Linked DNA regions of Mus musculus: regions 1, 2, 3, 4, 5 and 7 are each linked to region 6. The links are chromatin loops, found by intact Hi-C in ENCODE. Cell type or tissue: heart. All regions are shown on one strand. Region 1 overlaps Myh11 (myosin, heavy polypeptide 11, smooth muscle). Region 2 overlaps Marf1 (meiosis regulator and mRNA stability 1). Region 3 overlaps Cep20 (centrosomal protein 20). Region 4 overlaps Marf1 (meiosis regulator and mRNA stability 1). Region 5 holds the start of Bfar (bifunctional apoptosis regulator). Region 6 holds the start of Pdxdc1 (pyridoxal-dependent decarboxylase domain containing 1). Region 7 holds the start of Ntan1 (N-terminal Asn amidase).

What was found. A loop is a pair of places that touch in the nucleus more often than their neighbours do. Peaks named below come from ENCODE experiments on the same cell type or tissue, not always from the same donor. Only the 100,000 strongest peaks of a DNase experiment are listed, where the experiment ranks them.
Region 1: a loop joins it to region 6, with 8 times the contacts of the local background. A loop is called at or near these places in 8 of 42 quality-filtered maps.
Region 2: a loop joins it to region 6, with 2.3 times the contacts of the local background. A loop is called at or near these places in 18 of 42 quality-filtered maps.
Region 3: a loop joins it to region 6, with 3 times the contacts of the local background. A loop is called at or near these places in 7 of 42 quality-filtered maps.
Region 4: it touches region 6 in a loop (2.2-fold over the local background); 10 of 42 quality-filtered maps call a loop at or near these places.
Region 5: it touches region 6 in a loop (5-fold over the local background); 2 of 42 quality-filtered maps call a loop at or near these places.
Region 7: a loop joins it to region 6, with 2.5 times the contacts of the local background. A loop is called at or near these places in 6 of 42 quality-filtered maps.

What each region holds. Positions count from the first base shown.
Region 1 is chr16:14,193,719-14,197,718 of GRCm38, forward strand. It overlaps Myh11 (myosin, heavy polypeptide 11, smooth muscle), which reads right to left. Exons shown (of 41, transcript NM_001161775.1): 41 at 809-1,466. The coding sequence ends at 1,334. Among named protein-coding and RNA genes, the nearest start is that of Nde1, 32 kb to the left of the region's middle. In heart, a CTCF peak has its summit at 1,894 (motif pointing left); DNase peaks (open chromatin) are centred at 1,063 and 1,893.
Region 2 is chr16:14,121,077-14,125,076 of GRCm38, forward strand. All of the region lies in intron 21 of Marf1 (meiosis regulator and mRNA stability 1), which reads right to left. Among named protein-coding and RNA genes, the nearest start is that of Marf1, 36 kb to the right of the region's middle. In heart, a CTCF peak has its summit at 1,723 (motif pointing left); no DNase peak of the experiment used is centred here.
Region 3 is chr16:14,309,614-14,313,613 of GRCm38, forward strand. Cep20 (centrosomal protein 20) reads right to left here. Exons shown (of 5, transcript NM_025345.2): 3 at 1,434-1,518. Among named protein-coding and RNA genes, the nearest start is that of Cep20, 5.7 kb to the right of the region's middle. In heart, a CTCF peak has its summit at 1,988 (motif pointing left); no DNase peak of the experiment used is centred here.
Region 4 is chr16:14,130,694-14,134,693 of GRCm38, forward strand. It overlaps Marf1 (meiosis regulator and mRNA stability 1), which reads right to left. Exons shown (of 27, transcript NM_001081154.2): 14 at 1,877-2,113; 15 at 1,667-1,786; 16 at 754-929. Among named protein-coding and RNA genes, the nearest start is that of Marf1, 27 kb to the right of the region's middle. In heart, no CTCF peak of the experiment used is centred here; no DNase peak of the experiment used is centred here.
Region 5 is chr16:13,670,103-13,674,102 of GRCm38, forward strand. Bfar (bifunctional apoptosis regulator) reads left to right here and starts at 1,756. Exons shown (of 8, transcript NM_025976.5): 1 at 1,756-1,976. In heart, a CTCF peak has its summit at 1,939; DNase peaks (open chromatin) are centred at 1,759 and 2,629; H3K4me3 peaks cover 1,953 bases; H3K27ac peaks cover 1,829 bases.
Region 6 is chr16:13,901,784-13,905,783 of GRCm38, forward strand. It overlaps Pdxdc1 (pyridoxal-dependent decarboxylase domain containing 1), which reads right to left and starts at 1,362. Exons shown (of 23, transcript NM_053181.3): 1 at 1,132-1,362. The coding sequence starts at 1,152. It also overlaps a transcript of Mpv17l not described here. In heart, a CTCF peak has its summit at 1,876; a DNase peak (open chromatin) is centred at 1,378; H3K4me3 peaks cover 2,158 bases; H3K27ac peaks cover 1,812 bases.
Region 7 is chr16:13,818,804-13,822,803 of GRCm38, forward strand. It overlaps Ntan1 (N-terminal Asn amidase), which reads left to right and starts at 448. Exons shown (of 10, transcript NM_010946.4): 1 at 448-633. The coding sequence starts at 553. In heart, a CTCF peak has its summit at 2,189 (motif pointing right); DNase peaks (open chromatin) are centred at 428 and 1,586; H3K4me3 peaks cover 1,961 bases; H3K27ac peaks cover 1,694 bases.

The sequences.
Region 1 (4,000 bases), 290 kb after region 6:
TTTTTAAATCTGTTGAGTCGGGCTTTAGGAAAGTTTGCATGGCTAGAACTTTTGCCAAGCATGTCTCCCTGTCTCCCTTAAGCACTGTAGTTGGAGAATTAAAGGGCCCTGGCCTGCTTCTGTAGGGTTTTCATGCTAAGAACACTTTTCTTAAATGGTTGTTGGGGGTAGGGTGAGATAGCCTTGGAGTTATGGTCAGCCCTGCCTCAGCCTTCCAAGCCCAAGGATTATGGACATGGGCCACCATGCCCTAAGTGGTTTTTGCTTTTTGTTTTGTTTTTAATGGTTTTGCGCATTTTGTTTGAAGATGAATGTGTTATAGAGGCAGATGTGGTCTACAAATCTGAAGTATTTAAGTCCATTATTTGTGCGTGAGAGAGTATATGCCCCAACACTCATGTAGTGGTCAGAGTACACCTAACTTTATGTGAATTCCAAGGATCAAACTCAGGTCATCAGGCCTGCACTGTGGGTAGTGAGCAGCAGTCCTAAATACTGCATGTCTGGCCTTAATAGAGGTGTCCTGCTGACCCCCTCTGCTAGGCCAAAATACTGTATTGCAATTTAAACAGATGAAAGAAACTTTGTACTTAAAATATTGGTTGAATGTGCTGCCCTCAAAAGGCTTGGGTCCAGAAGTACCATGGACTTTGTGTTTGGGGGATGCTGCGATCTTTGTGCAGCTTGGACACAGGGCCCAGTTCTAAACACAGAATTCATTTGGGCTTCGTGTACACTTTCTTGTAGTGGGATCACTGAGAGGATTAAACGAGTTGCCAAGACAACAGCTGGACAGAAGAGCCAACTCCTTTCTCGTGACTTACAACCTTTTATTAGTGAAAGTGACCATGGGTGCAAATAAGTGTGATTGCTCTGCTCCGCTCGCTCTGGGAGCAGTGTTTCTTTTTTTAATTCAGATGACTAAAAAAGTCACTTGGGCGAAGTGAACTGTGTGTCTGAGGTGTGGCAGGCAGGAAAGGGAAGGGAATTTTCAAACGGGATTTCCTCCCAAACTGGAAGGTCAGGCAGGTCAGGGAAAGGTTGGGAGTGGGTTGGGGGCTGTGGCACCCATTCATGTAACTTCCTCATTTCATGTAAACAAAGTTGCTGGTGACTGTGGCTCCTGACCTGTACGTCTTATTTGGATTTTTCTCTGATAGCCCATCTAAGAACTTGAATTCACACCCTTTGTGCAGGGCTGTGGTTGACTCCTGGTGAGGGGTGGAGTGATTTCTGTGACTTGAGAACGAATGGACACAAGTGCTAAGCAGTCTGCTGGGCTCTGCTGTCGTTTAGTGTTCTGTTTTCCCTGACATGGTGTCCAATCCTGAATTTATTCACTGGCTTTGGTTCCATTGAAGTCTGAGTCCCGAGCGTCCATTTCTTCTTCAGAACCATCTGTGTTTTCAATAACTCTACGGCCCCCAGCCCTTCTGGAAGGAACAAATGAAGCCTCGTTTCCTCTCCTATGGGTTTGAAACAGAAAATACACTTGTCTTTAGTAAGAAAATCTCCCAGTGATTGGAAGAGGCAAGATCAAGGTGAGATCAAACACACACTCAACATGAACGAGTCACAAACAAATTCAGGGTGAGTCCTATCTATTCATTTGGCATGGGATTATTGGTTTTAAAATATTAAAATAGGATTCTGGTCTTGTGTTGGGTTGGGAAAAGAAAAAGGCCAAAACAGGTGTAGGGTAGCGCACAGGCCTGGTGTCATCAGGTAGAAGGTTGTAAAATTATAGATAAAACAGCAGGCCTAGTGCTGTTTTATCTATAATTTCCCACAGGAATAAAAAAAAGGCATGATTTTAGGTTTTCAAAGTGGAGAGGGAGAGTTTCTCAGAGTACAAGCTTTAGTTGAAGGGTGACACAGCGCCATCTGCTGGTGTGTAGCTTCCTGCTCTGAGATTCCCCCATGGTAGAGAGATGGTGTCTAATTTGAGTGTATTTTCCTCATCATGGTCACATGATGCAGAACACAAAGTAGATGTTCAAATGAATAGTTGAAAAATTGTTAATCTGAGGTACATTTTTGTTCTAGTGGGCAGGACAGCCCTGAATCTTCACTACTCCAGCTTTCAGCCTCTGCATGTCCCACCCATCCTGGCTATCCAAGTGGCTGATTTTACTGGAAAGGCTAGATATATAGCATGCAGCCTTGGGCAAGAGAGGAAAGTGGACAGAAAGGGGGACAGGTCAGTTTACTTGAAGCTAGCTTTTGCTATCACAAAAGGTTATGTGGATTTTCAGTGACCTAACACATGATCTTGTTGGGTCAGCACAGCCCTGTTTGACCTGAATGTGAATACAGGTGCTAACACATTTTAGTACAGTTTAGAAAACCAACATTGGGTAACAAAAGCAACTTGCTGGCCATAAGGAGGCTGGAGGGAGAAGCCATGATGGTGTGCCCACCCACTGACCCATTCTTTTCCCCAAAGGAACACATTAGACAGGTAATACACAGCAGATAGGGGCCTCCCTGTGTAAACACTTTGGGGTTTTCTTGAGATGTAGCAATCAAGAATAAATGCTTAAAGTTGTAGCCACTCCCAGAATAAGACACTGGGGCCAGCTTCAGAGGGCCATTTCAGAAGGGCTTCTTCTCTTGAGAGGGTGAAGGGCCTGGACTGTGGTATAGAGGGATGACAGTCAGTGCCCCTCTCCTCATGGCTACACTTTGGCTTCTGAACCCAATGGGTGGTGTCCTGGGGCTAGAAAGAGTGTCTAAGTCTACATTAAGGCTCTAGACACTTTTTGCCGTTTGGAACAGTTTATATTTGTTGACTCAAAGGGTTTATCCCTACATTTCAGAAACAAGTCATACCCTCTCATCAAGAGACTACAGCGGCATTGTTCCAGCTCAGGGATCACTATAGGAGGAAGCAGTTCTAAATCCAAGACAAAAGGTTGATACCAACTCTCAGTTATAGGGCTCCTGAAACACAGGTTTGCTTTAAAACCTCCAGGGTCTCATTCTGGAGAACTGTGGATCTTTCCAAGCACTAATAACCTAGTTTATTCTAGGTGCTGTGAGAAGTCTCCACAGGAAATCAGACTTTGTTTCCTGCTGACTGGGGGCTCCTCTGATCCCCCTTGTATCCTTGGGGATGCTCTCTGCAAGACCTCCATAATTTAAAGTATTTGACAGCAAGAGCAAAGTTGAAACTCTACAAAGAACAGGTGGCTCTAAGCAAGGATATCCTTGAGCTCAGCATGAGATACTGGGGACTCCATTGAGCCATTGTTGCCTGGATACACTATGGAGGAATAAAGGTGCTTAAAATCCTAGGGAAGCAGACGCCTCCTTTTGACAAAGGCTCCATGTGCTTTGAGTTTATTCTCCTATCTCTGGACATGTACATGCCCATGAGGCCTCCAGAAAAAGTTCCTACAGTTGGTGTCCAATTCCCACCCTCATGCACTGAAGATGCAGTAAGCTGTGAGCCCCAGTTCAAGCCGTGTGAAGCCCTGGCATCTGTGCTGGGGCAGGGAGTGCTCATGTCCTTTGACAGGACATGCTGAACCATGAGTAGATGAGTTTCTGGGCTGCGGTCACTGTGGCCCTGGGCTTATTTTATTCTGGAATCGTGACCCAGTCAGTTAGAAACCATGTCCATTCTTTAGGGGTGTGTGCAAAGAGTAAGATGCCATATGTACTCCACGGGGTGTCAACCTTACAACACGATGAGAGTCTTGACAGTGTAATAGTGGCTCCGCATGCAGGTAAGAGTAATCCCAGCAAAAGCACAGTTGGTAAAGTGCGTGTTTACCATGCACGAAGCCCTGGGTTCCGTCCTCAGCATCACTTAAAAGAGTATAGCAGTACACACCTGTCATGTATAGCAGTACACACCTGTCATTGTAGCACTTGGGAGGCAGAAACAGGAAGATTTGTAGCTCAAGGCCAAACTGAGCTACATCAGACGCTGTCTCAAAACAACAAACCAAACTAAAATAACAACAAAAACTCCAACATGCAGTATTTTTAAATC
Region 2 (4,000 bases), 220 kb after region 6:
TCCCCGTACGCTTCTTGCCCAATGGCTTTGCCTTCTGTGAGGATCAAATGGCTCCCTGCCTACAGCCACATATGCTTGTCTCTTTAGGACTCTGGACTCAGTCCAGCATCAGCATCTCTTTACTTTCCAGGCATGCTCTGAACTGAGGTAGGAACATGGTAGCAGACTCTCACTCCTACAGTGGTAGTAGAGCTGTTCACATAGCCTGCTTTGAAAGTAGGGGAATGAGGGGACTGGAGATGGCTCGGCAGTTAAGACACTTGGTTTTCTTGCAGAGGACCCAGGTTCAGTTCCCAGCACTCATATAAGGAGGCACAACCACCTGTAACTCTGGTTCCAGGTGATCCAATGCTGCCCTCTGGATTCCACAGGCACTGCATTGATACTTATGCACACACAAACAAGCAGGCAAACACACATATACATATAAATATAAATCTTTAAAAAATAAATGAGAAAGCAGGCACTCAATCAGCAGACACGAGTCAAAAACATCTGAGTTACTATCTTAGAATCCTAGATGATTGCCAATGCTGCCTTTTTTCCCAACATAATATTTATATTAGTTCTTTGAGAATTTCATATTATACACCCAGATCACACTCACTTCCCAGTTCCTCCATGACCGCCCCCACTTTGTAACACCCCCTCTCCACATTCGATCTGTGTTACTTATCTACTCACTGGAGCATGACCAAACTCTCAGTGGCTCGCCTCTTAACTACAACTGAGTCTTTCCTTCCCCAAACCCCAACTAGAAGCCATCAATAGCCGAGAACTACACTTCTGCATCCTTAACATACTTTTAAAGAGTTGTCCTTAATGGCCTCCTGTTTTCAATGGCTGTTTCCTTTTTTGTCGTGGGGCTCGAAGTAGGGATAGCGGTTGTCACAGAAGCCTTCCATGTCCCTCTCTCTCATCTATGCATCTACAGTCACTGATACTACTGCTGAAGTACCTTCCTTGCTCTTTACAGTCAGTGGGAACATGAATCAGGGGCTTCCATAAGGTTTCTGGCATAGACCACAAACACAGACCCTAGCTTCAGTAGGACCATGAACCCAGAAAGGCCTTCAGAGGCAGTCCAAACCACAGACATCAACAAGACCTCAGGCTGCAGCATAGACAATGGACATCAGCATGGCTATGGCCTTTGGTAGTAACATGGGCCATAGATATCAACACAGACCCTGGCTGCAGTAGGGTACACCACGTCCAATTTATGCAGCACAGGGATGAAGCAATTGAGCGCTTAGTGTATGGTGAGGAAGCACTCAACCAAGGGAGCCACATCCTTCCCTAGTCCTGGCTTACAACCTTCCTATTTACCTAAGCCCACCCATACTGACATCTTGGCCAGTGGACACTGGGGAGACCTGGACCTGTCATACATATCATGGTTTTCAATCCCTCAACTTCTAATTGATTCCACTGCAGACACTTCTCCAGAGAGATCCATTCCAGGCTCTGTCTTTACCTACTTCTAAATTCTTCATTCATACACATCATAGGGTGTCTGGGGTAAACATGGAATGGAAGACAGAAGCAATTCATTGCTCAGCCCTTCTATTAGTAAGAAAAGGGCTAGAGAGATGGCTCATTGGTTAAGAATACTGGCTACTCTTCCAGAGGACCAGGGTTCAATTCCCAGCTTGGCAGATCACACCATTTTTAACTCCAGTCCCAGAGGATCCAATGCCCTCTTCTGGCTTTCATAGGCACTGCATACATGTGGTGCACAGACATACATGCAAGCAAAATACCCATATAAATAAAAATAAACAAATAAATATTCTTTGAAAACAGCTGATTCTGTTGGGCAGGACAAAGGCCTAGCTAACTGAGAGGTGGGTTTATCATAAGACAATGTCCTTTTCCTTTCCAGAATTTCCAACCCCCACCCACAAGCCAACATGAAGCCTGGCTGGGCCCGCGCATCTTTCAGAATCCTGATTTGGAAGGCCTAACTTTCCTTTTTCTTCTCTTCTGTCTTTTCTTTCAGATATGGCCAGAGCCTAAGCATATGTTCCCTGGTACTTTGGGCTTCCTTACATTTTCTGTAAAACTCCCTTCCCTGCCATGTGGCTGACCTCTGTGCTAGCTTCTCAAATGGCATGTCTTACCCCCACCCCCCTTTTCTCCATTCGATTCTCTTCAAGACACTGCAAGATTTACAGACTGCCAGTCTGGGGATTTTTTTCTTTAAAACTCTAATAAGCAACCTCCAGCTTCCACTTTGAGTCTATTCTTATTTTTGCCCATGAAACTGAGAATGCCAAAAAGAAACTCAAACTTCCCATTTCTCACATATCAATGCTGGCTCTGCCAGGACTCCTCAGGATTTCTGTTAACACTCCTTGCCTGCCTTTTAATTACATAAGAAAGGAGAGGATGGATCTGTTCCTGCCCCCTAGACAGAGCTACTGTCTTCAATTCCCCATCTTCTTTCAAGTCTCACATGATCCTTTCCTCCTGCTTCTGTTTCTCCCTAGCCTCAGTAGTGAGGACTGAATGCAGGGCTTTGCAAGCTGGGCAAACTTTCTACCACTGAGCTATAACTCTAGTCTTTTTATTTTTATTTTTAATTTTTTTAAGTTGGAGATAGGGTTTTGTTAAGTTGCTTAGGCTGGCCTTAAATTTCAAGTCTTCCTGCTTCAGCCTCCTTAGGTCCTGGGATTATAAGCCAGGCTTTTGTTACTCAGCTTTCTGTCTATCTTAGCACTAAGGGCCACAGGTTCACTGATATTGCTGTCAATAGTCTAAGTTCTTTTGCCCCTTACGTCCTTTCCATTGTGGCCATCTGGCCAGCTCCCACCATGTGCCCAGACATCAGCTTCTGAATCTACAGCACACTCATGGCACTCTATGGCACACTCATCCCTCCCATTCATCCCTGGCAAGCATCAGCTCCCCACGTGCACAGTGCTCTTCCACACCCGACTCCACAAGTCACACCTTCTCTGAGCTCTTCTAGCTTAAGCTCTGAGCCCTCTTTTCTTTAAACAGTTGCCTTAACTTGTGGAGGGTGTATCTTTTACTGTCTATTGTAATGCTAAGTGAGGGGCCACAAGACCTGGAGTCTGTACCATAGCCCCTGTGACAAGGTCCCCAGTTAATTGTGATTGGTAAATAAAGATGTCAATAGCTGGGCAGAACAGATATAGGTAGGGTTTAGGTTTCATGGGCTTGGAGAGAGAGGGCCAGGAGGAGGGAGAAGAAAGAGCAGTCATAGAATAGAAGAAGGATACGCAGGAGGGAGAAAGAGAGCTGCCATGTGTTATGGATGGACCTGGTGCTATTCTTGTGAACCAATCCCCTAGTGAAAAAAGGAGCTAATCACCGGGTGAGTAAGAGGGACTTACGGGTTGGACGGAGGAAGAGAGGAAGCAAGAGAGAGGTCTTTTAGGATGGGGATAGGGTGAGGACAAGATGTAGCTATGAGAGTCTCCCAGTTTCAATGGCAGATCTGTCAGGATTAGCCACCAAAGGATTTAGATTTAATAAGGCCTACAAGATTAGGATTTTACTGTCGTTTCTGAACTGAACTAAGTTTGTGTTGTGTTTTCCTTCACACAGAGGCTCAACTGGGTTCAAGAGAGAAAGGTACAGCAAAGCCTGAGTTTGCCTGAGGTGCCTCACAAAGGCCATGGGGGATTTGGAGCATGGGGCTGGTGTGGTAGAGACTCACCAGTGGGAACTTAGTGGGCTGGCTGGAGACATTCTGGAACTGAGTCAGAGTCTCCAAGAGATACAAACAGGTCTGTCACTGCCCGCCAGCGCATGGCCAGCGAGGCCGCTGGGGAGAGCGTTGCTGGCACAAGTGCAGGAACATGATGGTTCATTTTTTAATATTTCTCGCAACAGCCAAGGGCCAAGAGAGCGTGGCCTTGAGGGCTGCCCAACTGTAATTAAGAGCAGCCCAGATGAAACATGTTAAATAGTAAGTGATAACTTGGAGGGGTAAGCAGCTGCCCAGCTATTGTGCTGCCTAAGGCTATTT
Region 3 (4,000 bases), 410 kb after region 6:
CAGAGATCCTAGAAATTCAATTCCCAACAAACACATGAAGGTTCACAACCATCTGTACAGCTACAGTGTACTCATATACATAAAATAAATAAATTTTTAAAAATCTTAAAAAAAAAAACTTTATATTAAAATATAATTATACCACAAAAACAAATGAAAAAAATCCATGAACTTTTAGAAGGAAAACATAAATCTTCAAAGAAGTTTTCAGCAAGGAAAGGTTTCTCTGAGCTGTGCACTCTGGCACTAGGTACAAGCTAACCAATTAACCAGTTAGGGACTCTGGAAAAATATAAAAGGCATTAAACACAGGGAAGGAACTAAGAAATGACTCATGTAGAGGAGGAGAAGGAACAATTTCCGATGCAGGCAGCAGAAGAGAAGGGGATGGTAACGTGAAAGCAGAGGGCAGACACAACAGGTCTGGCAATGATAAGCTATAAAGCAGAGGTGGGATAAGAGGAAGCTGACTGGAAGGCCCCTTTCCTCTGTTTAGAGATGAGATCTGAGTTAGTTCCTACATTGAAGTGAAGGAAGGAAGGAAGGAGGAAGAGTTAAATATGAAGAAGAAACAACTCGAAGAACAAAGCTTTACAAAGAAGAAAAAAAAGATCAAGAGGCCAAGAAGAGTCATTCTTAGAAAGAAGGGGGAGGAGCTGGAGCAATGTCTCAGAGCGGTTCAGAGCACTCGCTGTTCTAGAGGTCCAGCTTCAATGCCCAGCACCCACATGGTGCCTTACAATCACCTGTAACTCCAGCTCCAAGGCCTCTGAGGGAATCAGGCACGTATGTGGTGTACAGACATGCATGCAGACAAAACACCTATATACATACATTTTTTTTAAGTTTAAAAAAGCCAGTTGTTGGTGGTGTATGCCTTTAGTCCCAGCACTCTGGAGGTAGAGTCAACTGGACATCTGTGATTTCAAGGCTGAGCTAGAACAGAGCTAGAGTTCCAAGACAGCTGGGACTATTAAAAAAAAGAAAGAAAGAAAAGAAAAGAAAAGAAAAGAAAAGAAAAGAAAAGAAAAGAAAAGCAGCTTAAAAAAGAAAGAAGTAGAGGGCTGGGCCAGGGTCACTGCTCAGGGTAAAGGGCTTGCTGCACATACAAGGCCCTGTGTCAATTACCACCACTGTGAGAAACTGATGGGGGGGAGGAAGCCCCCAAAGGAAGGAAGGGGTGGGGAGGGAGGGAAAGAAAGGGAGTGATGCAGGGAAGCAGGTTGGCTAAGTATTCAGTCCTCAGAGGCCACAGAGAGCTCAGCTGCAGCAGAGACCTCAGATGTTTGGTCTACACTTCTTAGATATTGTAAAATGTGTAACATACAATAAACCTAAATAAGTTCCTGTTGGATTAAAATAAATCATAGCCAGCACTATGCCATTAGGATCTGATGATAACATGTGCAAACCTCTTTTTAAAAACTTCTTACATTGAGTTATCCTTTGATTCTTCAAAGGCATTTAGTTCACGGATGAGAAACTGTCTGTCCAATGGAACTACAGGTTGACCAGATTCTGGAGGGAAAAATTCAGGAAAACACTGAGTCTATTAATCTAAAAGGCAAATTCAACTTTGATAATAACCATACCTCCCAGGTAGATACATTTCTCAGATTTTGGAAGAATGCTGACAGCACATTCAAGACAGAGCTAACATATACATGAGTTTATGATGTTAACATATACCCAAACAATTAAATGTGGAGCTTAATTACAGTTTAACACATACTTAGTTTTATCCTTAATTTGTGATTGGTAATATGGTTTCTGCATCTAAAACTACAATACTAGACTTTAGTGTGTTTTCTGAGATGTCCATAGTTTATAAACACATGGTAATACTAAATAACTCATTTTAAAAATATACATTTAGGGCTGGTGAGATGACTTAGAGGTTAAGAGGCTGTTCGTCCAGAGGTCCCAAGTTCAATTCCCAGCAACCACATGATGGCGCACGACCATCTACAGAGGAACCTGCTGCCCTCTTCTGGAACGCAAGTGTAAATGCAGATAGAACACTTATAATTAAAAAGAAATTCTTTTAGTTGTGCCATAGTGGCTCACGATTATGACTTTAAGCCCAGCACTTGGGAAGCAGAGGCATGTGGATCTCTTGAGTTCGAGGCTAGCCTGGTCTACATAGAAAGTTCCAGGACAGCCATGGGTACACAAAGAAGCCTTGTCTCAATCAATCAATCAATCAATATTCCATTCACGGAGAGTAATTCTAAGATTAAAATTAATTATTATATTTCTAGACTGACTCTCAGTCTAGCCCAGACTTGCTTCAAATTCAGCTATGTGTCCTAGTCAGGCCTTCAACTTGCAGGGAGTCTTCTGACCTTGTTTCCGGAGTGCTACGTGTATGAGCCACCATCTTCCTGGGGAGAAGATTAAATGCTAGAGCCAGGTGAAAGCAGTGGTAGGTTATTGCCTGAAAGGAAGCATTCACTTTCCAGACAATATGGCGAAATGAGATTTTAAAAACCTTTCCTGTAAATGTTTCTGCGGATCTGATTCATGGCAGTCACAAAGTATAGAGCAGCTAAAGCAGCCCAGCCGCAGCATCCCCTATCCACAGGTACAAAGTCAGCCCCAACTGCCAGTGCTTATTTTGCTTGGTTTTTTGAGACAGGGTTTCTCTGTGTAGTCCTGGCTGCCCTGCAACTCACTCTGTAGACCAGGCTGGCCTTGAACTCAAGAGATCCATCTGCCTCTGCCTCCCAAGTGCTGGGACTAAAGGTGTGTGCCACCACCACCTTTAATGCTTTGTAGTGCACTATATTAGGTGAAGTGAGGCAAGTATCAAACGCCTTTAGACTTCCATATATATGACATTTTGAAAAAAGCAAACCTGATGAACAGAAACTCAGCCATGTCCCATCATCAACCTCCCATTCGCCCCTCCCCGAGCCTCCTACCAGTGACGGGGAATTAAGCTCTGGCAAATAAATGTTCCACCACTGAGCTCCAGCTATTTTATATTTTGAAGCAGTGCCTTTCTGCTTTAGCCCCTTGAGTTTCTCAGACTATAGGCATGAGCAAGCATACCAATCTAAAACACTAAAACATTTCATATGAAACAGCACTGTCATGATTTCATCCTAGGGGCACTCAATTCCAACACACCTAACTGACACGGTTTTCATTTTTTTTTTCCTTTTTCTTGCTCTCCTCTGGAGTGTTAAAGGTATTATACAGCCAGCTATAAAAAACTGAGGGAAACAGACAGTGATACTATCTTTAGAGATCCTTCAGCATGGCAGAATCACTATCCTTTATGAGAATGTATGCTTAATATCACATGCAGAGCTCTGTCTTATTTGAGCTCCCAAAAAGCCTCTAGACTGAGGGGTCCCTGTCCTCAGCTGGCTTCGAGTAATAATAAAGAATTGCTGTACAGCCATTGGCTGAATGGGGAGACAGGGCAGGACTTTTAGACTGCTCCGGCAGGAGACTGAGACGGGCGAGAGGGAGGCGAGAATCACCATGACTAGGAAGGAGGAGGATCAGATTCAAGAGCTGCAAGAGAAAAACCTTCCAGCCATGCAGGCGGAAAGGAATGAGGACCCTATAGGGTGAGTTCCCCAGAAGGTAACAGGGTAGCAGAGATGAAATATAGATTTTAAAAGATGTTAACTCACCGGGCAGTGGTGGTGCATGCCTTTAATCCCAGCACTTGGGAGACAGAGGCAGGAAGATTTCTGAGTTCAAGGCCAGCCTGGTCTACAGAGTGAGTTCCAAGACAGCCAGAGCTACACAGAGAAACCCTGTCTCAAAAAACCTAAATAAATAAATAAATAAATAAATAAATAGAAAGCTGTTAACTCAGGAATACCAGAGGGGCATGTGTGCTAGTCACGGGGGAAGTTTAGAAGTGCCCAGCCACTGAACTAGTCAAGGCATATCAAAAGTAACTGAAGCGCTCGTGCGCGTGCGTTCTTCCATTTGTGAATCCAGAGAGCTCTTGGGCCAAAGCGCTCCTACCACTACAGAG
Region 4 (4,000 bases), 230 kb after region 6:
AAATACAAATAAATTATTTTTTTAAAAAAGCCTAAATAGAGCGAGTATAGCGGCAAATGTCCTTAAATTAATCTCAGCATTGAGGCAGAGGAGGCTGAAGCAAGAGGATTATGAATTTATGACAAGCCTTGGTTATATAAGACACTACTTCCAATAAAAAAAAAAAAGAAGATGAAACTTTATCGAGAAGTTGAGGGGATTTGTGGACTCAGCACAGAGAGAGGCTGAGTCTCCCGTGGAGTCTGCCCCGAGCAGCCTAAGACTGAGAGAGGAGGACAAGGTTTAGGAAGGAGCTTCTGTCCAGGCCTCCCCCAGAGCTGCTGACTCAGGCCAGGCTTCCAGTTACTCTTCTACCTTTAAACAGAAGTGCAAGCCGAAGAAGGAAGACACATTAGAGTCAAAGAAAAGGACGAGTGTCTGTGTTTGTGTGCGTGTGTGTTTGTGTGCGTGTGTACACTCATGAACATGGGAGCTGGCTCTCTCCTCCCACCATGTGTATCCTGGTGTTCAAACTTAAGATTTTTAGGCTTCATGGTGGGTGTCTTTATTCTCTGAGCCAGCATGCTGGCCCAATTTTGGTATCTTCAGAAGTCAGGTTCTACCAAGTCCTTAACATCTGGGGAGTTTTAAGATTGGAGGAGACATTCTGGTGAAAATGGTGCTGCTGTTTGAAATCAAACCCACAGCTTCCTCCTGTCCTCCCAGAAGACAGGTGGGAGTTTAGGGCTCAATCTCTGACCCTGGCCCACCTACCAGTGTTGGGAGGTGGGGGCTTGTTGTGAATCCACTTCACTACTTTGACGCCATTCTGAGCAGTGGCAATGTTCACTCCTGGAATGCAGGTGATGAAGTGCTCTAAGGGGACACCCTTGTGGCTGTCTTGCGTAATTTCTAGGTCACCAAACTCCGCAGCATAGCAATCTGGAAAGCTGAAGGGATGAAAGGTAAGTGAGAGTAAGGAAAAGGGCAGTGCTGGCAGAATAGCAGGCTTTAACCAGTGTATCTGGTGAGAAGCAGCTGCTGGAGCACTGTCTCTGTGACACATTCTTTTTTTTTTTTTTTAAGATTTATTTCTTATATGTAAGTACACTGTAGCTGTCTTCAGACACACCAGAAGAGGGCATCAGGTCTCGTTACGGATGGTTGTGAGCCACCATGTGGTTGCTGGGATTTGAACTCAGGACCTTTGGAAGAGCAGTCAATGCTCCTCCCCACTGAGCCAGCTCACCAGCCCTCTGTGACACACTCTAATAGCTGTAAAATGCCTGGGCAGGGTTCAGTAGGGAGTTAGATAGAGCACTGTGGGTTGTCAAGGCCACCAAGTCTCGAGTTGGCCTTTGTCTGCAGCCCAGAGTGATGCAATGCCCTCTGATGAATGATCTCCCTTACCGCCTCGGCCCCTGTACACAGGGGAAATGACGCACTCTCATGGCACTTGTGCAGCTTCCAAATTGAAAGCATCTCTTTCCTGTGATGAAGAAACTGTTCTCACTTTTGTGAAATTCAACATAAACCCAGTTTCTCGTTGAAATACTAAGTGCACAATCTATTTCTCGAAGCTTCAACCTTAGGACAGAGCCCTCCTTCTAATCCTTGCTTCCATCAGTAGGCAGACTCCAGGAATGACCCTATCAGCGCTTTACTCCCAATGGCTAACATGGCTCACCTTAGCAAAGGCACAGTGCCCTGGTGGGTCTGCAGAAGACTATGAACTTGAGGTGCGAACACTTTCAAAGAGAGAACCACAAAAGGAATCTTGTAAGAGTCTGGATCAAACACAAGTTCACTGCAGGAAAGAGAGCAAACAGTGAGCTGACTGACTTCTCAGGAGTGGAAAGCATTCCCTGCTCACACTTTTTGGAGGGCACTGATGTACCTGAAGTCCTTGTTAGAGCAGTGCTGCTTGCAGACAGGTTCGTGATACTCCAACTCTTCAAACAGAACTGGGCTGCAGTTTGAGGAGGAGCCATCATGTGACTGGGAAGAGCCCAGGGGGCTCTGGCGGGCCTGATTACTAGGTAAGAGACACACCAATCGCCCGTTTCCCTGTTCACGGATTGCAATAGTGTCTGTTAATTTATATAAATCAGACACATTTAACTTGTGTCCATACCTAAGAACAGGAAAGAGATGTTGGTTTAGAATGTTTCCTTTGATTTGTAGAAATACCTGACCTGTTTAATAAGACAACACAGAATGGCTTTCCCATCCTCCAAGAGTAAAATGAAACTACTGACTAAGTTCACTTACTCTTGAAACCACATGGCTCCCTGCTGGCTACAACTGTACTACCATTTCATAGCGCCTTCCCATGCCAGTGTCCTCAGTGTCTAAGATGGGAGTGCTCTCAACATGTGTTACCTCCAACCACTGCCCTCTGAAGTACACTCCTTTAGAGAGCTGTTCGAATTACACTGATTTCAACTTTTGGACCACTCCCCTCTGTACCTGGACTCCTCAATTCTGAGCTGGACCTGCTACAGCTGGAGAATAATGGCCCAGGCTCTGGATGCAGACAGATTTGAGTTCACATGCTGACTCTACTTCAGCCTTTTATAAACTTAATTAAGACACACAACCGGTTTGAGTCTCAACTTTGCTGTCTTTAAATGTTGTGTAATTTGTACCACACCTGCTAAGTGAGGACCAAGTGTGATTAGGCCTGGGTATTAGTTAATTCCTTTTTACCTCTCCAGGTTCTATTCCTAGTGCCTACATCCATCAAGCTTCATCCCTACCAACACCAGTCTCTGGAGTCTCCCCACACAGGAAGATATGCATTCTCTCTGTGCTCTCTTATTCTTGCTCCTAAACTCCCATCTTCTTTAGAGAGAAAATAACTAACCTCTCAGGATTGACATCCATTCAGGCTCTAACCTCTTCCTTCCTGGCTCTAAGCCAGTTGTCCTCAAACCTCATCCCCCAGGTCCCCTCCCCCCCATGTCTGGCATGTTCTCTTTCCACATACTTTCTTTACTTTCCCTTACCCTCTGGGACCTTGCTTTATTCCTTAGCCTTCCATCCAGCTTTCCCTTCCACCTCTTCTGGTTCTATCTGCTTCCCTGCCCATCATAAATAATGCCTCTAAACCAAATAGCAGCTATTGCTTTCAGAGCCAACATCACTCACACAGAGCCTCCAAAATAGCACTCCAACTCTCTCTACATTGAGATTCCAAGGATGCGCTACAACTTTTATGTCCAAAACCAAGACCCAACACAACCTTCTACTCAACAAACTGCTTCCTGTTAAACATGTCCCATATGTTTAGCTCTGCCATCTTGTTTCCTACCCAACACCAGTCCTTTAAAAAAAAAAAAAAGACTGTCTTTAAAAATTATTCTTTGATGTATGTACATGTTTTGCCTACATATATGTCTGTGCACCATGTATGTATGGTGCTCTTGAAGGTCAGAAAAGGGCCAGATCCACTGCAGATAGTTATAAGTAGATGTGAGCTGCCATGTGCTGGGAATTGAATCTGGGTCTACTACAAGAGCAGTCAGTTTTCCTCCTAACTGTTGAATCATCTCTCTAGTCCAGTGGTTCTCAACCTTCCTAATACTGTGACCCTTTAATACAGTTCCTCATGTTGTGGTGACTCCTACCCATAAAATTATTTTTGTTGCTACTTCATAACTGTAATTTTGCTACTGTTATGAATAGCAATGTAGCTACCTGATATGCAGGATACCTGGTATGTTATCCCTGTGAAAGGGTCATTCAACCCCAAAGGGGTCACTATATACAGGTTTGAGAACCTCTACTCTAGCCCACCCACCATCTATCCATCCATCTATTTACTTTTTCAGACAGCCATCTCATGTCTGGAATGCACAGATGAGTATGTCTCGAACTCCTCTGGCCTCCACTCCCAAATGCCAGCCACCAGGTCTCAAAGAGGCTTAAAATTTCTATGTCATAGTTCTTTGTACTCCAATTACATCAGCACACAATTGACTGGCATAGAACATTGCCTCTTTTCTCCCTCTTCCTGAGA
Region 5 (4,000 bases), 230 kb before region 6:
CCAGGGGTACACAGAGAAACCCTGTCTACAAACAAACAGGGGAAGTATGGTGGGACACACCTGCAATCCAACCATCTGGAGAGTTCATTTGAATTCAGGACTAAACCTGTTCTACAAAGGTTGTGTCTTATTTATTTATTTATTTATTTATTTATTTATAATATATGTGTGCTCTCCTGCATATGTATCTGCTGCCTGAAGATGGCATCAGATCCCATTACAGATGGTTGTGAGCCACCATGTGGTTGCTGGGAATTGAACTCAAGACCTCTGGAAGAGCTCCCAGTGTTCTTAGCCATCTCACCAGCCCAGGGCTGTGTCTTAATAAGGAAAAATAATCTTAAATGGTAAATTCTGTTATGTATCTGTTATCACAATGAAGAAAAAAAGGTTTCTACCTTTACTAGATCACTCTCTAGAAAGTAAATTCTGCTAGCACAAATCAGTTTTACTCTTTACCAACTTGAAAAGAACACTCTCATTTATTCCTTTAGAGGTGGCTGATCTCAAACTCATTCCATAGCTAAGTCTCCATAGTCTTAAACTTTTTTTTCTTTTTCAAGACAGAGCTTCTCTGTACAACAGTGCCCTGGCAGTCTTAAGAGGACTCACTTTGTAGGCCAGGCTGGCTTCGAACTCACAGAGATCCTGCCTCTGCTTCCTGAATTCTGGGGTTAAAGCGCTACCATGCCTGACAGCCTTCAACTTCGAATCCTCTTGCCTACTCCTTGCCTCGTTTGGGGATTACAGGTGTGCCACCGAGCCCAGTTCGTTTATATGCTACTGGGATCGAACTCAGCACAGCTTGGTATGTTAGTCAAGCAGTGTACCAACTGAGCTTCATTCCCAGCCCCATCTCCAACAACGTAGAGATGTTAAAATTTTGAAAGATCAAATCAATGATTGTCCAATTAAAGCAAGCTGTATTTGGGGGGTACACCTAGGCTAACTGACTGTCTCCTCCTAAATCGGGTTTTGAGAGAGCAGCCTCTGCTGGCTTATAGGAGATAAGAGTTTAAAGAGTTGTTTAAAGAGTTGGCTATTGCCGGGTCTGGTGGCGCATGCCTTTAATCCCAGCACTTGGGAGGCAGAGGCAAGTGGATTTCTGAGTTTGAGGCCAGCCTGGTCTACAAAGTGAGTTCCAGGACAGCCAGGGCTATACAGAGAAACCCTGTCTCGAAAACAAACAAACAAACAAACAAACAAACAAAACCCGAGTTGGCTATTAACACGTTTTTATAAAGATACAATGAAAGGGAAGGAACGAGGGCACGTACATGTGAATGGGGTTGCAAACAGTTTATTAAATCAGAACTGAGAAACAGGAACTTTTTCTTTCTTTGGTTAAGTTTCACTATGTAGCTTTGACTGTCTTGGAATTCACTCCGTAGACTAGACTGGCTTCGAACTCACAAAGATCATCCTGCCAAGCATGGTCTCACAACGTCATAGATTGAAAACATAGTACCATTGAGTTCTCAACAGATCTAGATCAAGGTGGGTAGCTGCGGAGTAAATGTGATAACGCCATTTTACCCCAAATTCCGACTCTATAAATAAAACTTTAAGGACTGCTTCTGTGGTTTTCTTCATAAATGTGAAGTTAAGATCTATTACGATGCATTCGGGCACTGTGGGAGACTTTGATGGCTGAATAAAGCTAGCTAAATACGGGAACGCAATCCAGCTGGAACCTCCAGACCTGGGGCGGTGACTTCTGTGCTTGGCTCGGACGAAAAGGAAGGGGCGGGTCGCGTTGGTGCGCATGCGCCCGCATGCCCCTAGAGCAGCCGCTCTAGGCAGCCGGAGGTCGCACGGGGTTGAGAGCATAAAGAGGTCTCTCCTCTATGGTTGCGGGAGCTGATCGTAGTCGGCCCCTAGGCCCAGGTTATTTCCGGAAGCGAAGCCTTGTCCTCTACTTCCGCGGGGTCCTGGCAGGTGGCGGTGACAGAGTGGGTACCAGGACTAGTGGCGAGGTGAGCTTCGGCACGGTGTGGGGTGGTAATGGTCCGGCAGGGCGCTTGGCTTGAGAGTGCGGCGCGGGAGACGGAACTGAACCCGCTCCCGGAGCTGCGCTGGCGGGGACTGAACCCGCTCCCGGAGCTGCGCTGGCGGGGTGGGTCCAGGCTCTGGGGCCTCCTCACCCCGGCCTGGACGCGTCCCAGCAGGGCTGCGGACCGTAGCCCCTTCCCTTACGAGGCGAAGACCCACGCCACTGCAGGTCTCTAGTCCTCCCCCGCGTCGGGGTCTGGGTCAGAGCCACTCGACCCTGGGGTGGTGACAGAGATGGGTCTTGTTTCCACTTACTTGCGGGCTATGGGCGCCCGCCACGTCGGCTAAATCCGAGGCACCTTCCTGTCCCAAGGCAGAGGGTTTCATAATGGGAAGTGAGGATAACGGAACATCAGACTCCAAAGTGACACCGAGGCTGACCTAGAACTTAGCTCTTCTCATTCCCATACACACGACTCAAAAATCGTGTGCTGATGAGAGCGTGTGTGTGTGTGTGTGTTTTAGAAGAGAGACGCTGTGTCTAACTGGGGACCTTTAACTGGGCAAGGGGCAAACCCCTAACTTTGGTTGAGAAGAGAAAGTGGGAGCCATTGGGTCCTCCCCACGGAAGCCCATTGGCCCGCCCTTGGAGTGGCCCCAACGTCACACCAGGAGAGGCCAATGCGAAGGAGTTTTCCTTTCACCTTTAGGTACGGACTGCACGTGCTGATGAAGTTTTATTTACTTTTGTCAGTGCTCTTTTATAAACAGCCTGGATGTGTCCCGACCAAAGTGCACGGTATATGCCAGGGAATATCGTCCATAAACCTGATGGGAAAGCTGTACTCTGTCCAGGCTGTTCACACACACACACACACACACACACCCTTTTCCCCCTTTCTCTCTGGCAGTATAAATGCTAACCACACTGTTAACAGCATTCAGTAAAATGTGACAGTTAGTAATGCTATTATTATCAGTCAGCAAACTTTTTACCTGGTCGAAGTTTGACATCTAATCCCACAATCCTTTAGCGATAATATTAGTATGGCTTGATAAATGGAAAGTAATGAAGCTCGAGGAGAACAAAGGGTGACCAGATTGGGAGCCCAGGTTGGCCTCGCTCTGAAGACTTAACTTTGGTTTTGGTTCTTTGTTTGTTTATTGGGGGGGGTGCATTTTGAGACAGGGTTTCTCTATGGAGTCCTGACTGTCCAATAATTCACACTAGGCTGGCCGAGAATACACAGAAATCCACCTGCCCGTGGGGATTAAATGCCACCATGCCTGGCTTGTTTTATTTGTTGAGAAAGGCTTTATGTAATCCAGGCTGGCCAAGAATAATTCTTGGACTTCTGATTTCTCTGGCTTTCTGAATTGAGTAGCAGGAAATGGAGAAGGGAGAAAATGAAACTCTTGAACTGAGTCTAGAAATCTGGACTTATGCAAAAGAGAGATTTCCCTGAGTGGTGTGTGCCACCATGCCCGGTTTATACACTGCTGATGATAGAACCAGTCAGCAAACACTCTACCAAATAGTCCAGATTAGGTAACACACAGATAAACCTTACACAGTTAACTTGGGTTTGGAGTGGATTAATCATCAAAGACGGTTTGGATCTTGTGAGTGGATACTTTTGACTCAGAAATCTTAACAGATGGGAGTGTAATGATCCATTTAAGATAGTTATTGACAACCATGCTGATTATGCCAGTTAAAAAATTTTAAGTCCTTTTAATTGATGACAAGACCATAAGTGGCCTTATGCCTCTGAAAATATCCCTTGCTGCCTCTGCCCAGGGATAGAGTTTTTAAAGACAAAAACCTCAAAGACCTTAATTTACCTCAAAGTTAGATGAGGATCAGAGTAAACTTTCATTCCTGGCAGGGCATAATTTTAGATGTAACCTCAAATGGGTATCCAAAGCAGACATTGGGTTGCGGAAAAGGGAAAGACAAAATACATTCAAAACAGGATGGCATTACCTTAGTCATTTCAGGAGGAAC
Region 6 (4,000 bases):
CTGGCTTAATTTCTACAATTACTGCTTTCAACAAGTCCTGTAATATCAGCAGTTTGGGAGGCAGAGGCAGGAGGATCACTTTAAGTTCGAGACCAGCCTAGTCTACAGAGAGTTACAGAAGAGCCAGGGTTACTTTCACAAAACCGGGGACTGAACAAGGAGAGATTGAAGAAGGGGGCGAGGGTTGGTGGGGAGGATGGAAGGAAGGATTGATTTCACTTGTAGGGAAAGCTAGGTTTTTACATCATACCGGATAAGCAGAATTTCGAGAAGGGACAGAGAGAAAAGACTGGGAGGACAGAACGTTAGGCACTGAAAGCACAGTCCATGAAGAAACCCAAGGACCTGTTTGTTCTCAATAGCCAGCCCTTAGATGGGAACAATTAGAGTCTATTTAACATGCCCGAGTAGGTAGCCAGATCCATCAAGCTGCTGTTGCCCCAAGGGGTGAGCAGGGCTAGACACAGGTTCCCATGGACTTGGAATTGACCTGAAGTCCTCTCATGATTCTCACTCAGAAAGAGGAACCCAAACGTAGTGAGACCAGCTGGGACCACCTCCTCTTCCCAGCCCCCAAATAAACTCACCAGTTACAGAATACCCAACCCTTTCTGGATACCAGGGGTTCTAGTCTGGGGTTTGCTTGCTACAGCATCGGAATCACGTGGGGAAACTTCTTAAACTCTACAAACTGAGTTCCCGCCCACCCGAGCTTGAGACCCGAGGCTGCAAAGCCATGTTTTCACCAAGGTCCCCAGGTGATTCCTACGCCCGCCAAAAGTTACAATTTGTCTCCTAACTTGGAAAGCACTGAACATCTGTGGCTTTTGCAGGGGCCTCCGCGACAACTAGGACTTCTTCCCGTACGCTTCTGGGGCCCACACCGATTGCTCCTGTCACCCTACAGGACCAGCGCGGGTTCAGGCCGGGTCCTACGCCGAGCCTCGGTAAAGCCAAAGCCGGCTCCGACAGCGCCGGGCCCACCTCCCCTCAGCCACCGGGCCCCGTGACGTGGCCCGGCCCGGCCCGGCCCGGCCGCCCTCCTCCAACGAGACTCCTTAGTCCTACGGGGAAACCAGTCGCCCCGGTGGCGAAGACCCGGGACCACAGCGCCGCCCGCTCCTTCCGTACCTTCTCCAGGGACGCGTCCATGGCTGAGGCGTCCGGTGCTGGGCCCGCGGTGCTGGGCACTACTTCCGCCTCCCGCGGCCCGCAGCGGTTTCCACGCTGGCAGCGCTGACGTCCTCCCCGCCCGCAGCCGGCGGGGCGGAGAGGAGGAGGAGCTGCCCCGCAGCGCGGCCCGCAGGTATCCTGCGGCTTGCTGAAGGCGGGGCTAGGCCCGTCGGGTGGGCGGGGCCTCCCGGGGCGGGGCCTTCTAGGCTTCCGTACTTGGGCGTCACGCCGGCCGGTCCTAACGCTGCTTGGTGGCAAGAACCCCGTCTATAGGGCGGTCCAACTTGAAGCCTGTGACGACCGTCGCAATGAGATATCCACCAGGTAAAATACTATCGACTCAGCTGCACGGCCCAAGCCAGGCTTTCAAGTCCTCCGCCGTCAACACCGGTCAGGAATGGAGTAGTTATTTACCTTAGCAGCCTAAGACCAGCGCTCACCCTTGCGCATGCGCGGGATGATGTATTTTGTCAGCTCTTTCCTCAGAAGTCCAGACAGAAAGGAATTCGAGGCCGCTGTTCTGGCGTCCTCCCTCATGTCACAATGATGGCTTGTCGGAGGATGGGTAATAATAATGATAATAGTAGGTCTGTTGCCTTTCCATTTTATATCAGAGCAGAAATTTGATATGGAGGTCATTATTATCCGTTTTAGGTTTAGTCCCTTGCAGCCCGGCAGTACACCTCATTATTCCCGCTTCACACCCGCTAGGTGGGGGTAGTGCGTTTTTAGTGAGTAAGAGCCCGTGGGATTTGTTTCCTACATTGCTCCACTACTGATGGGTAGGTGAAATGGGATCTTACCACCATTGTGGTCAGTGAAACTTCCTGCACAGAAGTCTGATGATGCTAAAAACCACAAAGCTATCCCTACCCTCTCTATTTCTTATGCAGCATGCTCCCCCAAACCCCCAGGTTGGGTCGGGTTGTCAGTGTAGTAATTATCTGCAGGCGGTCTCTACTTTGTATTTGGATAAATGGCCTGCTTGTGTTGTTAACATTTCCTAGCAAAGAAATCGTGTGTGCTGCTTTTGAGTGACTCTCCAGTTAACTGGAAAAAAAAAAAAAAAGTGATGAAATAGTGCCTTTTTTTTTTTTTTCCTTTCTTTTTTGGTTTTTCGAGACACGGTTTCTCTGTACAGCCCTGGCTGTCCTGGAACTCACTCTGTAGACCAGGCTGGCCTCGAACTCAGAAATCCGCCTGCCTCTGCCTCCTGAGTGTTGGGATTAAAGGAGTATGCCACCACGCCTGGCTTGAAATGGTGCCTTTCAAAGACTGAAAACTGATGTGCTCCTGCTTGAACAAAACAATGTGTTATGAAAATTTCCAAACCTGTAGAAAGGACAAAAGAATTTCGGTGAACAGTCATGTGCCCATTAGCTAGATTAGTTGCTATTTTCTTCTTTTTTTTTATCACATGTGTATTCAGATAACTATCCATCAATATTTGTGCTGGTACATTACAACTCTGAACACTTCAATATTATTAAAGACTTATTTTTTTTAGGCAGAGGTACAAGAAGTGTCTCCTCCTCCACCTCATGATTTGGAGGCTAGACTAGGAGAGATGCCGAAGTCCAAAACAACTTGGCTTGGTGACTCCAAACCAAACAGCTAAGGTGCTGATGGTAATGGTGGTTGCCACTAAGTCTGATGGACAGGGAGAACCATCTCCTGCAAGATGCTCTCCGACTGGCATATGCGTGCTTACACACTCACAATTTTTTGTAAGCAAATAGCAAAATAAAAACAAGCAAACAAAAACAGTGCACAGGCTGTAGAGATGGCTTAAGAGGTAAAGGCCTCTACCACTAAGCCCGGACTGAGTTTGATCCCTGAGACTCACAGTGGAAAGAGTAACAACTCTGGAGTTGTCCTCTGACTTTTGCATGTGGCACACATGCACACACACACAAGAGCTCACAAAATAAAAATGTAATAAAGATTTAAAAAAAGAAGCTCATAAATGTAACATTATCTCCAAGTAGTTAAAAAGTAGATTCAAGCCAAGCCTGGTGGTGCATGCCTTTAATCCCTGCACTTAGGAGGCAGAGGCAGGTAGAGCTCTGTGAGTTCTAGGCCAGCCTGGTCTACATAGAGAAACAAACCAACATCCCACCGCTACCCCCAAATAGACTCAACCTGTACAGACATATGGCTTGTATATGGTGAATGTTTACATCATTAGTATTTTTGAGTTAGGGTCTCACTATGTAGCCCTGGCTGTCCTGCTGTTCATTTGTAGACTGACCTGCCTTGAACTTGAAGCAATCCTCCTGTCTCCCAAGTGGTGTAAGCTATCACAGTGAAGTAAGAATTTCCTTGAGGGCTAGAGAGATGGCTTAGCAGTTAAAAACAGGATTCAATTTCCAACACTCACATGGCAGCTCACAGCTTTCATAATCTTTAGTCCCAGTGGAATCCAATGTACTCTTCTGGCCTCGACTGTGCATGCAGGCAAAACATCAAACACATAAAAATAATAGATAAAATGTTAAAAAGAGATTTTTCTCCAAGAGTAAACCAGAAGGAAACAAAGGAGGGGGGTATGTAGGTTTTTTTTTTCTTTAAATTCCACAACATAATTTTGCTGTGAGCTGAATTATTACAGCCATATTGTAAATAAATATTTTAATCTTTAATATTAAAATAAGCCAGTGATATACACTGATTCACTACAGCAATGCAAAAATGTGGGGTTTGCTGCCAAGCCTAATGACCTGTGTTTAATCCCCAGACCCTACAGTGTGGAAGGAGAGAACTGACTCCCTAAAGTTACCCTCTGACCTCCATACACACTCAAGAACGCGCGCGCACGCGCACACAC
Region 7 (4,000 bases), 83 kb before region 6:
GGGGGTGGGGGGTGAGGGGGAGGAGTTATATAACAAAAGCAGGTATATGTGAGGACCCTGTTTCTTCCGCGCTTACGCCCCCGCGGTGCTAGCTGGGGCCGCAATTCTCGGGTTCCCCACGCCTTCTGCACTACGTCTGCCAGCTGAAAGGGACGTTGACTGAATAAACTTTTGCGAATCAACTCGGCCGAGGCAGGGGTCAGGGCTGGGTGACGCAAAGCGCGAGGCTACCCTCGAGGTTCTCCTTTCCGCGTCCTTAATGCTCAAGTCTCTGCGACTACAGCTGCTGGCACCAGCCAGGAGGGACACGGGTAGTGAGTGGACGCCGACAAAGTTTGGACTACATCTCCCGTGATGCCTTGCAGCCCAAGGGCTATTCCGTCTCCTCGATCTCTTCGGGCTGCTCCACGTCCGCCTGGACTACACATCCGGGCCGAGTCCGCGGTGGGCGCGGCGCCCACGGTGGGCGTGGCATGCCCCGAGGCGGGGCGAAGCGGAGCGGGGCGGGGCGGGGCGGTGGCCACCTAACTCGGCCTGGCGGCGGCCTAGACGATGCCACTGCTGGTGGATGGGCAGCGCGTCCGTCTGCCACGGTCCGCTGTGGAGCTGGTCCGGGCGCACCCGCCTCTGGAGGTGAGCGACCTACCCGGGCTTTCGGGGCGGATGGGAACTCCGCAGCCCGGCCGCCGACGCGCTTTCACTAGGGACCTGGTGAGACGAGGCCCAGAGAGGTTAAGGTGACTTACGGAAGGTCGCACAGCGCGTACACAGCGCGAGGACACTCGGCGGGCTCTGCAAGTCGGGGCGCTCGTGCGGATCCCCGCATTACCCAGCTGCAGAAAGGTGTGGGCGGGGGTCCCAGTTCTTTGCGCGCTCATTCCTGCCCCCCAGGGCGTAGAGGGGCGCGGATTATTTTTTAGCTAGAAATAAGGGATTCGTTTGGAAGTTGCTGGGTCCGGGAGGACTGCTCCCTGATGGAGTCTTGTTCTTTCCTTGTGGGGACTTCTGAAAGAGGGCTCATAGTGAAGGCAGTGATGACCAAGTATCCCACATACTAATTTGGACTCAGCCCGTCCATGGATCTCACATAGTACAGTCTAGGACGGGACCTGTTTCCTAATCAGTTATAGCCTTGAAGGAAAGATGCCCACGTTCCCTCTGAGAGGTGAAGCACTGCGTCTCTGTGGAGTTTGTGGTTCTGTCTGCTTACTTGCTTTGTCTTCCCCTGGATCTGCTTCCTGGAGCAAATGCTTCCTGAAAGCAGATGGCATTGTGCTAACCGAATATTTGTTGGGTAAGTGAATGGGCAGAATGACCCCTGAGAACTACGGGACAGGGAGACTGACTGTTAATTTGAATTTCAAGACAGCCTGATCCTAATACTGGCTCCTACAAATCGGGCTAGGCACTGTACACTGTGTCGATGAAGCCAGAAATAACACAAGAAAAGTTCCAGCACTTCAAGGATTTAGGAGCCTCTCTCCTGTGTCTGAAACTTGTAGTTTTAGTGGCCACGCAGCACATTACATGAGGCAGAGACGAGGTGATGTAGGGTGGTGTCTCCGGAAGCAAGGGTTTGGTTTATTTAGGGAGACGCAGCCCAGAAAGGATGCAGAGTGGAGAGTTGGTTTTCAAGAGCAGGGAAGTGGGGCCAAGGAGGCCCCCAGTGAGGAGGGCAAAGAGGGCTGCACATAGAGGCCAGGGGAACAGTTGGAGTGAGGACTTCAGGCCCACTTGCCTTAGGGGATGATGTGAAGGCTCCGTAGAGGAAAGTAGAAAATCAGGTCCTTGGTCACAACCATTCTTCTAAGTTTTGGTTCAATTTTGTTTTTGAGACAGGATTTCTCTGTGGAGCCTTGGCTGTCCTGAACTTGTTCCGTAGACCATTCTGGCCTCAAACTCTGAGATCTACCTGCCTCTGCCTCCCCTACTTTATTTATATGCTAGGCAATCTTCTGTTTAAAAAGATTTGGGATAGGGTCTGTGTTGCTCTGGAGTCTCACTGTAGGCTGGCGTCTGGCTCTAAGAGCTCTTCTCTCTCCTTCATCCCACATGCTGGCGTTAAAGATGTGCACTAGCACATGCTGATCTTTCTGTACTTATCTGTGTGAATGTATGCGCACATAGGTGAGTGTGTATGTGTGTGCACAGGGAGGCCAGAAGGTGGCATCAAGCACCTGTCTCTCCACTGTGTGTAATTCCTTTGAGTCACGGTCTCTCCCTGAATATGTGTCTTAGCTAGGCTGGGATGGAGCAAGCCCTAGCCATCCTCTTGCCTCACGCACCTCAGAGTTGGGGTTACAGTCATGTGTGGGAGTCTTGGCTTGTGAGTGCTGGGACCCCACTTCTGGTAGGTTTCCCACAGCAGTTTTAACTACTGCAGCATCCTCTCTGTGTGAGCCCTGTCCTCCTTTTCTATTTCAGAGAGACAAGCTGACCGTGAATGCCTTGAGACCTCTTACTTCAGTGATACTGTGATTAGAGTTATTATCCAATGTGCCCATCATGATACATTAAAAAAAATTATTCTCAGCTGGGCGTGGTGGCGCACGCCTTTAATTTCAGCACTCAGGAGGAAGAGGCAGGCGGATTTCTGAAGTTTGAGGCCAGCCTGGTCTGCAAAGTGAGTTCCAGGACAGCCAGGGCTATACAGAGAAACCCTGTCTGGAAAAACCAAAAAGAAAAAAAAAGTTATAAGAAAATTATTCTCTTATTTATTCTCTTATATATTATTACATCCTGACTGCAGTTCCCCTCTCCACTCATGATCTACTTTTTGAATGACAGCATACTATATATTGTCTTGTTTAGTTTGGTTTGGTTTTTCTGATACAGTTTCACTCTATAGCCCAGGCTGGCCTTCCACACACTCATGTATGCCTCAGCCTTGTAAGTTCTAGGATTGCAAGTGTAAACTATAAACTACCATGGCTGGCTTATTCCTCTGTGCCCTGTCCGTTCCTTTCTCTTTCTTTCTTCCTCCTTCTCTTTTTTCTTTTCTCTTCTTTTCTTTTCTTTTCTTTTCTTTTCTTTTCTTTTCTTTTCTTTTCTCTTCTCTCTTCTCTTTTCTCTTTTCTCTTCTTGTCTTTCTCTTCTTTCTTCCTCTCCTTTCTCTCCTTCCTTCCTTTCTTTTTCTTTTTCTGGGGGTAGTGGTGGTCATGGTGGTGGTAGTGTGAGACAGGGTTTCTCTTTGTATCCCTGGCTGTCCTGGAACACAGAGATATGCCTACCTCTGCCTCCCAAATTCTAGGATTAAAGGCTTGCACCGCCATGCCTGGCTCCCTGTATTTCTTTCTTGTGTTCTATGAGTACACGGCCCCAGTGGGTCATAAGCCTGATTAGTACCCCTCCCCGTTTCCTGCAGTTACACTTCCTTGGGCAACCCCAGCCTGAACATTTTAGATGGAAAATTCCAGAACACTTAACTGTCGTGTGCATGTCTCCCAGTCCTCCCTTCTTTCATGAGAGGTCTCACTGTAGCTCCAGCTGATCACCAACTCATGATCTTCGAAGCCTCACAGGCAGATGCCACCATGCTGGCTAGGAAGTTTGAAACACCTTTCATCATAGCTTGTTGTTAGGGCAATCCCATATTGCTACTGTTAAACTCCTTCCCCAGTATGTCTGGGTTTACTGCTGTCTGATTTTAGGCACCCATTGGTCAACCACAGTAGAAGGCCCCATGCTGTGAGAGTATCTTTGCTCTTATTTACTAGGTTGAGGGCTGTGAGATCAGACACAGTGTGGTGGTTTAAGTGAGACTGGCCCACATAGGCTCATATGTTTGAGCTCCTAGTAAAACTATTTGGGAATGAATAGGAGGTGTGCCCTTCTCAGAGGGGGTGGGTATGGAGGTTTCAAAAGCCCATGACAGACCCAGTGTCTCTCTGCTGCAAAACTCTCAACTATTGCTTTTAACAGCATGCCTGTGTGCTTCTCAGCAAGGCCCCAATTAAACGCTTTTTTTTCCTTCTTTTTTTTTAAAAATAAGAGTTGCCTT